2 separate regions of the Homo sapiens genome follow, and region 2 is linked to region 1. A link is a loop called in an ENCODE intact Hi-C map of the cell type or tissue named here. Cell type or tissue: heart left ventricle. All regions are shown on one strand.

Region 1 (8,000 bases):
GCAATCTTTTTCTCTCCTAGCTGATGATAAACTCCTGGGAGCCAAGTTCACATATCTATTCAAGTAAAAGTATTTGACAAATATCTATTAATAACGCATTTTTGTGTTGGGCTCTGTGCTAGGTATTAAGGATATAATGGTGACCAAAATGGGCACAGTCCTTATTCTCATGTCACTTATAATCTAGTGAAAAGACAGACATTAATCAAGTAGTCACCCAGAAAAATATATAAGCAGTCATTCTGATCAATGAAATGGAAAGAAACTACCAAGTGTTAAAAGAACATATTGCAAGGAAATTGTTCTAGCCTGGAGTTTGTGAAACGCTTTTACAGGAAGCGATGCTTGAGCTGAGATCTGAAGTTAAAGGAGTCAATTTCAAAGAAGGAAAGGCAGGAGAAGCAGTCCAGACAAAGGCTCTGACAGAGGAAGGAATGGGTTTGTGCAGATTTGGGAATCTGAAAGACAGCCAGTGTCATTGCAGGACTGAAAGTAGGTGGAGTTCAGCAGTGGTGGGGAGGGACAAGGTCAGGTGTGTGTGTGTGTGTGTGTGTGTGTTTCGATCACCTGGATGAGTATGGTTGGAGAAGGGCTGGAAGCAAATAAAACCATTGAAAAAGATTGCACTGGTCCAGCCCAAAGAGAATGGTGGCCTGAACCAATATGGTAGCAGTGGAGATCATGAGTTCAAGAAGTATTTCTTTGGCATCTAATGAAGAAAAACATAAGTTAAGAATGAAATCACCTCTCTGTAGATACAGCTTTTCCATACTTCTCCCTGCCTTGGGGTTTTAAAAGACCATCTGTCTGAAAAAGTGACGTTGATGCTTCAGTAAAAAACACCTTGACATCTGGTAATAAAGACTCAGTCTACAATGAAGTGGAAATTGAATGGTGTTCTGGGGTTATAGTGAGACTCTCTCAAGTTGGGGAGAGGGAGGCACATAAAAGAGAGAACAAGAGGTTAGACCCTTGAAGACTTTCACAGGCCATGGAGGACCCAAGGCAAGGTCCTGTCTGAAGAAAGGGATTCCTACAGCACCTGCCAGCAGTAAGCTTCTCTCATCAGATACCCTCTAAGGAGCATGACACACAGGAACTGTGTTCATAAGGAATGTAATGTACAATTGAGCTCTCCCAAGGCATTCTGCAAGGCAGTATTAACACCTGGAAAGCACTTAAGCTTCTAGAGTCAGGTTTTACTCCTCTGCTGCACTTAAACTCTGGATATGAGATAGGAATGAAGTCCGGAGGCTGTGGCTGTTGCATTACATAAGAGGGTGTGCCTCTTCCCAGGGGTGTGGCTTGCAGTTGACCTTCTCCTGAGTATTACATGCCCAGCTCCTGAAGGTGGGTGCTATAGTTTGGATGCTTGTCTCCTCCAAATCTCATGTTGAAACTTGATCCCCAATGTTGGAGGTGGGCCAAATGGGAGGTGTTTGGGTCATGGGGATGGGTCTCTTGTGGATAGGTTGATGCTCTCCCTGGGGGAGGGTGGTGAGTGAATTCTCATTCTTTTAGTTTCCTTGAGGGCTGATTGTTAAAAAGAGCCTGCACCTCCCTCCCCTTGCTTCCTCTCTTGCTATGTGGCTTTTGCACACGCTGGCTCCGCTCTGCCTTCTGCCATGAAGGGAAGCAACCAAAGGACCTCATCAGAGGTAGGAGTTGGCGCCATGTTTCTTATAGAGCTTGCTAAGCCATGCACCACATAACTTCTTTTCTTTAGAAATTACACAGCCTCAGGTGTTCCTTTGTAGCAACACCAAATGGCCCAAGACAGCTGACAAAGCCATAGTTCATCATGGGTGCTGGCAGGCTTGGCACGTGGTTGCCGACTTGGGATTTGTGAAGTTCAGATTGTTTCCTCAATTGGGTACCAAGTTAGATCTAAAATGCTGCACTAGGTGGGCCTCATGTTCATTTTCCTTTGCCATCATGCCAAGCAAGGATGGACTTTGGAGAAATAAAGGGTAGCCAGCCGTCTTTGTATACCTGAAGTGTCCTACAACTGATAGAATCTGAAGAACACTGTGGAATTCCTTTGAATCTCATCTTCTTATTGTTGTTCGATAAATGATGGAATGGACTCTATGAACATAATTTAAATTAATGTTTTCATCTTCATAACCAAACAATAAGTTATTATAAAATAAATGAGTCAATATTTGTTTAATAAGAGCATCCAATTTATATTTATACCCAAATTCCCATGACTCTGAGCTCCCCAAACAGCAGAACCGGAGTCTCCCTTTAAAATCTTCCTGTTTTTCCCAGCAGTCTCAAAGGGAGTTTAGTGTCTAAACCACTAGAACCCGCGACTGTTCTCCATTTTGTTCATTTGCAGTGAGTAGCCCATTAAACAAACTTTCAAAGAAACCCATTGTCACTGCAGGTAATGGTGCCAACATCAACCCCCTCCCTGATTCATCTTGTCATTTGGTCCTGAAGCAGGATCGTCTGTGCCCAGACGCTCACAAAGTCTGTCATAAAACCAGTTTCTTTAGCCTGTGGCCCTTACCTCTCTCCCCCGTGAAAACTCAAACTGGGTTCCCAGGCAGGTTAAGGACAAAGGCCGTGACATCGCTTTACTTTCCCTGTCATCCCTGTTTCTCAATAGGGCCAGTGCACCCCCAGTTCCATCTCTCCCTCCGTCACACAAGCTCCAGGCCACATCAGTGACACCCAAAGAACCATAGGGGCAAAAGCGCCGTCACTCCTTTACAACCCTCACTAACAGCATCAGAGCCTCCGCCCCATGTATATGCAAGTACAAATTAATATATCCATAGAAAAAGAGCCCAAAGATCACACATCATAGTGTTTTAATAATGGCCATGACCGCTGGAGGGTGAGTGTATGGATGTTTCTTATTTTTGCTTGCTGAAATATCTACTTGCATGGATTTTTAAACTGTTGCAGTCATTTACTTTGTGATGCTTTAATAATTATGCAATAACATACACTTTACATTGTATGATGCAATGCTTTCACTTTAAAAAAATATCATCTTACATATTAATATTTGGCTAATAACTAGAGGCCCTTCAATTTATGTTGGTCTTCCTATAAATTGCATTCAACCATTCAGGAATTGTTCTTTGAGCGTCATCTGGCTGTGTATGTCAAGAGAATACAGAAGCCGATGAGAGCTAATGTCTGTAAGTCTTACGGTATGCCACGCTCAGGTACCACAAAACCCACCCTGAGCTCTGGGCAGGGACTGGAATCACCACACTGACGAGGAAATAGTGACTTAGAGCACATAGAAACTACAACTGATGCCAGATGAGTCCTGGAGAGGCCCAAGTTCTGCAGGAGCCAAGAGCCCTAGCACCCTCCCGGTGGGGATATCTGTTAAGGGCTTCCTCAGTCACCAGTCAGCTGGACTCCCCTCTCTCAGGGACACATCTTTCCTCTTAACCCAAACTCCTGCATCTTGGAAGTAACAGGGAAGAGCTGGGCCCTTCTGTGGCCCCTCACCCACCCCCACCCCCACCCCCTAGGCTCTTACCGAAAGTCAGCAAAGCTCAGCCAGGCCACGTTCAAAGCAGCTGTGGGCGCGCCACGCCCGCCCCACCCAACCTCCTGTAAGAGCTTAAGTCAACAGGCACAGAAAATCAGACAGGCCGTCTTGGGATAGGGAAAGAAAAAAAAAAAACAAATCCAACAGCCTCTGCCTAATTGGCATTCTAAATAGCTAGAGGCTTCCAAGTACAGAAATGAATTAAATAAGCTTTTTTTTTTTTTCCTTTTCAGGGTGGAGTACAGGCTCCAGGTCTCCACCCAAGTCACACCCTCACTTGCAGCTATTTCTAATATCTAAATGCCAGATGGAACCTGCGGGGTGAAACGGAGGACTGGACAAAAGGCAAAGCCCAACAAGCCCAGATCTCCCTGGAGCAGATACAGACCCCTAGGGGACCCGGGGGCACTGCAGCGGGATGGGAGGATGCAGAGCCACGGGGAAATGGGGCAGCTGGCCCTTTCACCCAGGTCAGCTTCCCCAGCCAGCAGAGAGCTCCGGGAGCAGCTTCTGAACGCTTCCCTTCTATTCCACGGACCATGGCAAAGGGCTGGGTGCTGGGCCTGGACTCAGGCTGTACCTGTTGGCTTAGGAGCAGCCAGCAGAGTCCAGGAGCACTCGCCAGGCAGTACAAGTCAGAGCAGAACGACCAGCAGCCAGATGTGGGGTTGTCTGGGGCAGGCAGCTGGGGTGGGGGCCCTGGGGCCAAGTAGAAGTTGGCACAAGGTGGCCCATGCTGGTCTTGAGTGCAGAAGCAGGGGTGTGGAGGGCAAATCCTGACTTCCTCTTTTATCTGATGTGGCTTTATGGCTGTCAGTAACCCCTCAGAGACTTTATTTCCTTATTTGTGAGATGCAGGCTGTAATCAAAGTAGCCGGATGGAATTTTTGAGAACATTGAAGAGACAGTGAGTGCTTAAGATATTTCTGCAGCATTGAAATGGCAGCTGTTACTATAGGACCTTGTGCTGAAATGCAAACCTGTCTCTACGTAGGCTACTGTCTGTACCAATGACTTGCAGGACAAACAGTTCCCTTCCTCCTGAAGGGCCGAAGGGGCTTGGAGACACATTGCATCTCGACTTTCCATTTCCTGCCCCTGATGTGCTATGGCAGAATGAAAAGCTGGCTTGAGCTAGCAAGTCATTTGAAATATGAACCTGATAAAACCCGACTCACCTCCTGCCCCCCCGCCAGCTGAGCTGGTCTGCTAGCAAGTTGAGGTAGTTTCTCCCCACACAAAAGCCCTAAAGCCCTCCTCTCATCCCCTGATGAAATGCCCCCTCCTGTCTCAGCACAGCCCCAATGTCCCCTCTCCAGGAATTCTCCTGACCCTTAGACTACATGGGTGTTTCTCCCAGCACTTCTAAAGCAATGCCATCCAATAGAAATAAAGTGTGAAGCACACATATCATTTTAAGTTTTGTGGTAGCCACAGGAATAAAAGTAAAAACAGGCTGGGTGCGATGGCTCACGCCTGTAATCCCAGCACTTTGGGAAGCTGAGGTGGGCAGATCACGAGGTCAGGAGATGGAGAAAATACTGGCCAACATAGTGAAACTCTGTCTCTACTAAAAATACAGAAATTAGCTGGGTGCAGTGGCGCATGCCTGTAATCCCAGCTACTCGGAAGGCTGAGGCAGGAGAATCGCTTGAACCCGGGAGGCGGAGGTTGCAGTGAACCAAGATGGCGCCACCGCACTCCAGCCTGGCAACAGAGTGAGATTCCGTCTCAAAAAAAAAGTAAAAACAAAGAAGGTGAAATTAAGTTTAATACTATGCTATGGTTTAAATGTGTCCCCCAAACTTTATGTGTGAGAAACTAAGTGCCAAATTCGTATGTTATTTCAAGGTGGGTCTTTTGGGAGGTAATTAGGATTGGATAAGGTCATGAGGGTGGGGACCCCCACTGATGACAGTAGCAGCTTTATAGGAAGAGGAAGCTGACAGGCATGCTCTTGCAGTCTTGCTATGTGACACCCTCTACCATGACACAGTACAAAAGCCCTCACTAGAAGGTGTCACCGTGCCATTGGACTTCCCAGCCTCCAGGCCATGAGCCAAATACACTTATTTTCTTTATAAATGACCCAGTGTGTGGTATTCTGTTACAGCAACAGAAAGTGGACTAAGACATGCTATATTCTATTCAACACAATGTATCAAAAATAAGTGTAACCAATATAAGCATTAATAACATATTTTACATTCTTTTTTATACAAAGTATTCAAAATCTGGTGTGTATTTTATACTTACAGGGCATCTCAATTTGGATTAGCTACACTGCCAGAGCTCAGTCACTCCCGTGGTCAGTGGCTACCACATTAGACGGCACAATCCTAGAGCATTTACTTGAGCTTGTGTCTTTTAACACTTGCTGCTCTGTGGTTCAGACCTGGGTAGTCGTTAAGGAGGTAGTGGGAACAGTATTCCATATGCAGGCCAGTCTGAGAAGCCTGGGAGGAGAAACTGCAATCTGAGGTTGAAGCTAGGAAAAGTGGTGCTACGGTTTAGATGTTTGTCCTCTCTAAATCTTTCACTGAAATGTGACCTCCAATGTTGATGGGGGGGTCTCATGGGAGGTATTGGATCACGGGAGCAGATCCCTCATGAATGGCTTAGTGTCATCCCGTTGGTGATGAGAGTTCTTGCTCAGTTAGTTCACACTAGATCTGGTTGTTTAAAAGAACCCGTGACCTCCCTCTTCTCTCTCTTGCCTTGTGATGTGCCTGCTCCTGCTTTGCTTTCCTCCACAAGTAAAAGCTCTCTGAAGCCTTACCAGAAGCTGTGCTGATGTCAGCTCCATGTTTGTACAGCCTGCAGAACTGTGAGCCAATTAAACCTCCTTAGTTGATAAATTATCTAGTTTCAGGTATTTTGTTATAGCAATGCAAGAACAGACTAACACAAGTGGGATCTAGGCTCAAACCACGGCACTTCTCTCTGGTCTTCTAGGCAGTCCCTTCATGTTTGCATGTTAGTCTTGGGGTGGAATGTATTATGGCTACTGTGAATAAAACACAAGAAGCATTTGCCTGCAAAGAACAGCAGGACACTGGAACACTGAACAGCTCTGCTTTCAAACCTCTCTGTCAGAGGAGGTTGATTTCTTCACTTCCCTCCAAGCTCTCACAGATGTAGTGAAGCTTTTGAAAGGAGCCTCCCAGGGAAAGGGGTCTGATGGGGTAAGAAACAGAAAAAAATAATAATAAAAGGGGAGACTCTTGGGGCCACCAGCTGTAGGAACACTGGCAGCCTTGTCATGCAGCCTCAGGAACTGGGAAATCTTCCTAGGCTTCCAAAGTGTCTGTAGTATTTTCGGGTTTGTGGCCTTTGAATGCTTTGTGGACCTCTGCATATGAGAAATAGTTTCCAAATATATTACACGAAAAATATTTTCTTTTGGTGCTTTGAGTTCATTTCTGATCCTACCGGTGATCCTACGGAGGCACTTTCTGACTAATGAAGTGTTTGTGGTAGCAGCCGCACTCAGCCCCACTAAACCACAGGATTATGATTCCTGCCTTGTGCATAGAATGCTAGAACTTTCTGGAAAACCTTGGAAAGGGCCAAGATGTGACTTTGTGGCTGGTGCCTACCAGTCCTGAAGCCAAGGAGGTGTCCTATGGTTTCTTGCATGTCCCCACCCTGCCGGGGTGGCTGGTTCCATTTCTGGAACAGCTTTGGAGCCTTCCCAAGCCTGGAATTGGCTACCTTTCCCAGGTGTTCACTCCTCCATGTTGACTGCCCATAATGCACAGACCACTGATACGATCTGGCTGTGTCCCCACCCAAATCTCATCTTGAACTGTAATCCCCATAATCCCCATGTCTAGGGAGAGACCTGAGGGGAAGTGATTGAATCATGGGGGCTTTTCCCCCGATGCTGTTCTTGTGGTAGTGAGTGAGTTCTCTGGAGACCTGATTGTTTTATAAGGCAGTTTTCCCTGCTCTTGCTCATACTTTCTCTCTCACCTGCCACCATGTAAGACGTGCCTTTGCTTCTCCTTCACCTTCTGCCATGATTGTAAGTTTCCTGAGGCATCCCCAGTCATGCAGAACTGTGAGTCAATAAAACCTCTTTCCTTTATAAATTACCCAGTCTCAGGTAGTATCTTTATAGCAGTGTGAAAAAGGAATAATACAACCACCAAGCTAGTTACCAAGAGGATTTAGAGACTGGGCAATATGAGAAATCATGACATTTGCTCCAGGGGAAGGTATGGAGATAGGCTGAACCAAATAACATCTTCTGGCCAACCTGTCTTGAGTGAAGCCCTGTTCTCAGGGAGGTACCAGTTGTCTCAGAATTGAGCCAGCAGGCAAAGCTGGGCCTCCCTGGTTTTGTCTTGGCTACTATTATGTCCACCAAAAAAAGACCACATGGATGCCTGGCCTCAGAAGATACAATTTTCCAGAGAAATTGTTAGAATGCACTGCGTTGAAAAATAATTTGTTTCTTCTTATCACCATAAAA
Region 2 (8,000 bases), 68 kb after region 1:
AACTCAGCTAATTCTTTTTTTTCAGATTACTTGCAAATCACTGAAAAAGCACACAGAGTGAAGTTACGTATGTTAATGACTTACACAAGAAAAGTTCATACCTAACACACAGGCACAGACCATGGCTGAGGATAAAGTAGAGAGAGAGAGAGACAGAGGGGAAAACAAAACAAAATGAAAAGCACCTTTCAGCGTGTTAGAGCTTAGATTTAAAGCTTGGATCTCAGAAGTTCTAAACACTGTACTAACAGTGACCATAGAGGAATAATGAATATTGTTGGTGAAACTATCATTAGATCACCAGAAAGTAAACAGTGTTAATATTACTCTGAAAAAGTAAACAGATATAGATAGATGTATACATTAGACTATCGTGCTGCTGTATTTTTAAGACAGCATGCTTATGTCTGATGTGATTAACTTCAGAGCCAAGATAAGACCAGGCCTGTTCAATATCAAGATGGCAAACCAACCTTGGAGCTTCTGATTTTCCTTCTCCATTCTAAGCAGCAGTATCTGTTGAAGAATAGCCTTTTGCCACAGCTCTCGGAGCTCACGAGATGTCCTTTTCTTTTCCTCTGGTGGGGGGCCAAAGGGCCCATCTTCACAAACTGGTTCTAAAGGAGATCGTGGGGGAAGCTCTCCCAGCTCTGAATAATCTGGAAAGGGAGACGGCATTCCAGAATTGTCATTTTTCAACAAAAAATGCACATTCAAACACAGTGTCAAATCAGCAAATTCTGTTCATTCAGATAAAATATAATAATATCACCAAATTTAAAATTCCTGTGTTAATATGCATTGGCATAAGCCACGTCTGAGCCACAAACGTGAAACAAATGATATGTCAAATAGTAAGCAAAACTTCAGTAGCTGAGGAAGAATTTAAAGATACCTGCTTTTTAAGGTGTAATATTTTTATCTCCTTCTGAAAATGTTATTTAATAATTATATTATTGATAATTACAGAAAATGTTCATACAGTGCCTACTGTGTACCAAACTGTTCTCAGAGCTTTATATACAATAATTTACACTCACAAAACTCTAAGACATGGGTATGATAACTATGCAGTTTTAAAGAAATGCAAACTGAGGAACAAGGAGTTTATGTAAGTTGCCTAATGTCACATAGCTAGGAAGGAGTCGAGCCAGGACTGGAACCCAACAGTCTGGCTTTCATGTGCATTCTTAACCACTGTGCTATCTGGCCAGGTATTCTGAAGGAAGATTAAAATGTATTTAATAGCCAGCAGTAACAGTAACCACTAGCAGACCTTCTACCACGTGCTGGGCACTGCGCTGGGCATTTTATATAGGTAGACTCATTTAATCCTGATGACAAGTCCAGAAGGCAGATATTAGCCTGGAAAGGAAACTAAAGTTCAGAAACTTGCCCAAGGTCATACAGTGAGTAAGGAGGTACACCGGCATACTCTAACTCATGTCTTCCTGATTCAGAAGACCATTTGTTCCCACTACATACCACTATAATCCAAATGTTTCCTATATCTAAATTACACAGCTTTATAGAGTCTTATTTCATTATGAGCCTATCAGACAAATGAATAAATTAAAATTCTACATCTTTTGGGGGTTTATATGCATTATAGGAGGATGTTACTGTGTACTGTTCAATAGAAAAGCAAGAATTGAAATTATAAAGTATCATCTCAATTTGATACATATTATGAAAGGCAGTACAGTTGCACTGCACTTAATAGGGCAGGTTCTGGAGACAGGCTGCTGGGATTCTAATCAAAACTCTGTCATTATTGATTTTGTGATCTTTAACAAGTTGCTTAACCTCCTGATGCTTCCACTTCCCGATCTGTCAAGTGGGTATGACAGAGCCTCCCCTCAGAGTGGTGGTAAAGAGACTGAGTTAATAGGCTATAAACCACTGAGAACAGGGCCCAACACAGAGTAAGAACACAATAAAAAAAATAGCTCTTATTGTTTGCTATCATATCTTTACTAGGGGCACAGAAAAGAAATCAAAATTTCAGCTACTCAACTGTAAGCCCTAACCAGGTTAGAACCTTGCTGCCTTGTTGACAAGGGTTTTGGTCACCACACTGAGCACAGCTGCTGACACCCAGCAGGTGCCTGAGAAATAGCTGTTGAACAAAAGAAGGGACAAAATATTGGTTTACATGTACTGTTATTTATGTTTTCCCTGTATTTTCTAAATTTGTGGCAATAAATATTTTAAAAATAAAAACTAAGAAAAAATAATGCAAATCTATTCTAATTAAAATGAAAGATGGAAAAAATATTTTCCTGCAAAACACTTACAAATCCTTTCACCCCCAAACCCTGTATACTTAGGATTAGTCATTACTGAATATGATGCAGTTCAATTGAATCCTTTTATTTAATCTTATTCTGCAGCTTGAAGTCTTTAATTTGAGCCCTTTCCTTTCTTTTTTTTTATTCTTTTACCATCTTGGCTCTTGGAATTCTGTGGAACACTGCAGCTGTGATTAAAGTTCTGCTTTACCTCACATTGGAAGCATATCTCTCACTGGTTTGCAAAAGAGTTTTGCAATTCCTATGATGTGTTCTGGCTGGCATGGCAGGCGCTGTCCTGATAGCGAGGGCAGTGTTTCCATACACTCTCACAATCTCGTGTGCGTCAAGAGAACCCAGGACCCACCCAGGCAACAGAAGGGAGCCCCGCTGAGGGTTAGGTGGGGTTGACCTGGATATTCTTTTTTTTTTTTTTCTTTTTTTTTTTTTTTTTGAGACGGAATCTCATTCTGTTGCCCAGGTGGGAGTGTGGTGGCGCAATCTTGGCTCACTGCAACCTCTACCTCCCAAGTTCAAGCGATTCTCCTGCCTCAGACTCCCGAGTGAGTAGTTGGAATTACAGGCATGCGCCACCATGCCCTGCTAATTTCTGTATTTTCAGTTGAGACGGGGTTTCACCATGTTGGCCAGACTGGTCTCGAACTCCTGACCTCAGGTGATCTGCCCACCTCGGCCTCCCAAAGTGCTAGAATTACAGGTGTGAGCCACCATGTCCAGCTGACTTGGATATTCTTAAACCCTACTAGTAAAACAAGGGCTCACCTCACCTAAACTCCTTCTTCTAATCTCATCCTTCCTGTTTACCACAGCCTTCCTCTTCCCAGGGTCTTGAAAATTCCTACTGTGTTCCTTTCAAATTCGGAATCACAATGAGCAGGTGTAACTCAGGCCAGGAGGATGGAACATTCCTAACAGTAGAGGCTGTTTGTCCCCAGATCCATGTACTCTCTGCCACTTGGGCTACTGACAAGGACCACTGTCTATAGAAGTTTATGAAACTCCGGTTTTATTTTAGTATTCAGAGAAACTGGATCTGCAAAAATACAAGTATTGTTTGGGGACGACAACTGTGAGATTTAAGACCTAAGCTGTCTCCCTAATGTTTTCTACTTTTGTGATCTTTTTCTTATTATCACTAGTGACAGTTTGTTGAGCTTTTACCATATGGGTTCTTGGCATAAATAAGCTTGTTTGATTCTTACAACAATCTCATAGGACAGGTGATATTATGATCTCCATTTTCCAGCTAAAACAAATAAGGTGCAGTGAGGTTTTATAACTTGGCCAAGGTCACACAGCTAGTAAGGGTCAGAGCCATAATAAGAAAAAAGGTGTATTTTCCTCCAAAGTAAAAAAAAGAAGAGTTTACCCCGTGCTTCTCTAACTTCTACATGCACAAGCCTCACTGGGGATCTTGCTAAATTAAAGATTTTGATTCAGCAAGTCTGAGGGGAGCATTTCCATCAAGCTCCCCAGTAATGCCTCCACTGCTGTTTCTCCAAGCACACTCTGAATAGCAGGGCTCCACGCTGCAGCTTTACTCTCTATTTCCTCATGCAACCCTATGCGCTTGCTAGCACGTCGGCTCATCTCCTTCACTCCCACCACTGAAAACACAGTTCAAATACTGTTGTTAGCTGCCTGAATTCAGGTCCTCAACACATGGCAGGAGCTTGTCCCAAATTTGGTCGGGGGATCCAGGCCAAGTCCAGAATACAAAGACATATTTGAGCACTAGTATTAATTTCACCTCTACATGAACTAAATAAAAGCTGATCCACTGTAAAGGTCAGCAAATAAACCCAAGAGTTTAAAGGAGGGTTTCTCAACCTCAGCACTACTGACATTTTGGGGCTGGATGATTCTTTGTCAGGAGGAACAGTTTTATACACTGTAGAATGTTTAGCAGAGGGCATAGTAGCATCTGCCCACCATCAATGCCTCTAGGCATTGCTAAATATCCCCTAGGGGTCAGGAGGAACAAAACCACCTCTAATAAGAACCTCTGATTCAGAGCTAAAATCTCACCATTTCGTCTCTCCTAAACCCTGGGAAGGGGCAAAAACGTATCTCTTTTATCCAAATTCATTTCACGTGGTAACAATTACTGATTTTTTTATAGTTTACGATTAACAACAAATTTGTATAATATTTTTTGTTCATATTAAGAGTAGCCTGGCTACAAAATAGCTCAGTAATTTATAAAGGGAGATAGTTAAAAATCTTTGTTCTAAATTTGGCCTGCTGAATCAGTCCAAAGAAAGTAAGCTGCTTTCTCAACAATGCAAAAAGATCCAGACTGGGCACAAGGCTTTGGTTTGTAATCAGTCCTCCTTCAGGCGTGTGCAGTCTTGAGAGATGTGGACTCGAGTGGAGTGGCAGGTCAAGGAGAACAAAATCAAAGTCTGAGGCAACTGTCAGCTAAGAACCTTGTTCTAATGATAAACCGGGGCACTGTTTTCACTTGCATCATTCCTAAGCCAATCCTACCAGCATTGAGTCCCTTACATGTATGCAGCGATGCAATGCGTTAGGTGGTCTAAGGAGGGCTACTCTGAGGTTTCTACTCTCTAGAACAATCCCAGGGATCCGGCTTCTCTCCCCGACTTGCATTCTTGCTGAGAGACAGCTGCACAGAGGCCAGTGTAGGAAGCTTGGCTTGGCTCAGTGCAGCGGAGGCTGAGCCGAAGGAGGGGCTGCTCTACCTCATGGGCCAACTGTGTTGGTGCCTCTTGGGAAAACATATGCCTTCTGGGTTCCAGTCCCCCAGTGTAAAATGTGAGAAATGATATTCACCGCCGACTGCCCAACTGTAGAGACCACAGGCACTGACAGGCATATTTATAAAGTCGGCAAAGCCACCAAACCAAAGGGCTGCGATAACAACTTAGTCCAGGATTAGATTTTACTATTCTGACATCTCCTATAATGACGGATGTGGAGCACTTAAATTATGTAGCCTTTCAGAAACAATAGCCTCCAATGGGTTCTAAGAATTTTAAAACCAGTCATAATTCAGGAGGCCTTGGAGACAACTGCCTCCTATTAAATCATTGCTGTGACACTCCCAACAGAGTCATAAATATGATCTATGCTGGTATGTCGATATTTTAGATGCCAAATTATTCCCCAACAACTCTGTGCTGTTGCATTCTTTCTATCTGCACACAAATGTGTGGGGAAGAGGATGACATTGCATCATTGTTATGAACAGAATCAATGCCATGATCGAGAAAGACAAAAAGCAACGTGCACACCACCTCCTATCTGCCCAGTATCTGGCTCTCTCAAGTGCAGAATACAGGGCTTCTTTCTTGCACTTTCACAAAGCACTGACATTAAGTTCTGAACTGCAGTTCTCCTCCTTTTAAAGACACGACATTAAATCACATGTTAAGTGCCCTGTAAGAAAGAGGAGCTCTAGAAGGAAACGAGTAGACAGATCCTTATTCTCCAATTTTCTGGCTTTTTCTGTGTGTTACCCACCATAGAGCATTTTATAACTCTCTTCATCCCTCTTGAAAATTCTGAACTCCATGCGAAAAAAAAAAAAGAAGTTAAAAAAATTCCAGTTATTCTCAAACCTCTGTTTGAACAACATAAATCGATTCTGGAAAGGAGAAAATTGAACATTAAATCTCTGGAGAAAAGTTAACAACAACGGGATTAACATCTGCAGCGTCTGTTGTTACGAACAGCTCAAAATTTCTTAGAAAAAAACAAAGTAAAATGACCATGTAGACTTAATGTTGTCATATTGTTTACAAAGTATGAGCAGCTTTACCTCTACTACAACAGAAAGCAGAGCCCAGGAGGCAGAGATTTCTGTGTTCCCTGCCATATCCCATGCCTGGGAAACAGCAGATATGCATGGAATATTCAATGAATGAACAGATTCATTTGCCCAAGTCCACTCTCAACCCTGCCATGACTTCTGTGGATCTTTTATGGAAAATACTCCAAAGAGAACCTGATTATTTCCTACAGTTGCATTATATGACAGTCTAGCTAGAGGAAAACAGAATTTTTTAAAGACAACATTCATGGCCGGGCATGGTGGCTCACACCTGTAATCCCAGCACTTTGGGAGGCCGAGGCGGGCAGATCATGAGGTCAGGAGATCGAGACCATCCTGGCTAACACGGTGAAACCCCGTCTCTACTAATACAAAAAATTAGCCGGGCGCCATGGCAGGCGCCTATAGTCCCAGCTACTTGGGAGGCTGAGGCAGGAGAATGGCATGAACCCGGGAGGCGGAGCTTGCAGTGAGCCAAGATAGTGCCACTGCACTCTAGCCTGGGCGACAGAGCGAGACTCTGTCTCAAGAAAAAAAAAAAAAAAAAAGACAACATTCATTTGGTATAAAGAAATACTGTTAAGTTGTTGCCTCATGCCAGGCATGCTGCTAGAAATCCAAGTATGAATCAGGGTAGCAGAGAAGTACAAGACTACCAAAATAAGGGAAATACAAAGAAAGTGTTCTGGAAGTTCAGCAAAAAAAGATGAATTTCAGCCGTTTATAAGGTCAAGAGCATGGGCCCTGGAGCCAGGTATCTGGGATTGAACCTGGCTCTACCATGATCTAGCTACTCAACCTCAAACAGGTTATCTGATCACTTGCCACCTTAGTTTCCTAATCTGCGAAATCTGCATAAAACTGACTAGTTCATAGGATTATTGTGAGCATTAAGTAGGTAAATGTGTGGAAAAAAACAAGCCTGCACACAGTAAACATTTAATAAAATGTCAACTACCATTCTTCTTACCATCATTGTTGTCAGTTTTTGTGGAAAGTGGGGTGGTTCTGGAAGAACAGGTAAAATCCATACAGGTTTAATTGATGGGAGCCACTTTAGGTAAAGAACCAGCATAAACAAGATGTGCAGGTAATTATTAACTCATCACTGATAATGACCCATTTTGTCTAACGACCAGATAGTATGCGCCTGAATATAGAAGACAAGGCTGGCTGACTCTTGGTTGCTTAAGGTCTAGTCAATCCACATATTAATTGGTTAGAAATTGGGAATTCCAGAAGATTGGGGGTTTTTTAAGCAAAAGTGATCTCATATATACATTCTTTAGCACTTTAACCATATCCTGGCAGGCAGGGAGTGCACAGCCTAGTGGATCAGACACACATGAAAGGCCACTACCAAACAGTGAGAAGAAGGGCTCGAAAAAGAGCTATGGACACAGAACAGAGCACCTAACTCTGCCTGAGATGGGAGCCATACGGAGGGGAAGGGTGTGATGAGGAAAGAGGTGCACACACACTTAAAAACAGAAGCCAAGATAAGCAGAAACAAGGACCAGGAGCAAGAGGCCTGCAGATCTTTATCCCCACTCCCTCCCAAAATAGCCATTTAGGGTAAACTTCCAAGGCTGTGTAAGGATGACTTAGAGATGAGGAAGAAAAAAGTCCTGACTCAGTCTGGTTAGAGGTCATGACAACAGCTCAGAGGAGCACTGAAGACCACACGGCAGTGGGAAGTCCAGGGAAGAGAACCAGGAAGAGGCACAGAGAACAGGCCTGGGTGGGCGAGCCCAGGGCACAGAGCACCAAGAGCTCTGCGCAGCCCCAGTGATGGGCGGCTGGTGGCTCTAAATGGGAGGTCTACAGGAGCTGGAGAAGGATCAAGAAAAAGCTGTAGACAGGAGATAACGCATGGGAGAAAATTATGCTTG

The links. Hi-C counts contacts between places; a loop is a spot of excess contacts. Peaks named below come from ENCODE experiments on the same cell type or tissue, not always from the same donor. Only the 100,000 strongest peaks of a DNase experiment are listed, where the experiment ranks them.
Region 2: it touches region 1 in a loop (2.4-fold over the local background); 24 of 110 quality-filtered maps call a loop at or near these places.

What each region holds. Positions count from the first base shown.
Region 1 is chr4:38,151,072-38,159,071 of GRCh38, reverse strand. LOC124900693 (a long non-coding RNA gene) reads right to left here and starts at 3,628. Exons shown (of 2, transcript XR_007058099.1): 1 at 3,512-3,628; 2 at 1-2,088. RefSeq lists a silencer at 1,190-1,484. In heart left ventricle, no CTCF peak of the experiment used is centred here; DNase peaks (open chromatin) are centred at 3,551 and 4,178; H3K27ac peaks cover 1,609 bases.
Region 2 is chr4:38,082,591-38,090,590 of GRCh38, reverse strand. TBC1D1 (TBC1 domain family member 1) reads right to left here. Exons shown (of 22, transcript NM_001396959.1): 15 at 474-659. Among named protein-coding and RNA genes, the nearest start is that of PTTG2, 130 kb to the right of the region's middle. In heart left ventricle, no CTCF peak of the experiment used is centred here; a DNase peak (open chromatin) is centred at 7,866; H3K27ac peaks cover 2,992 bases.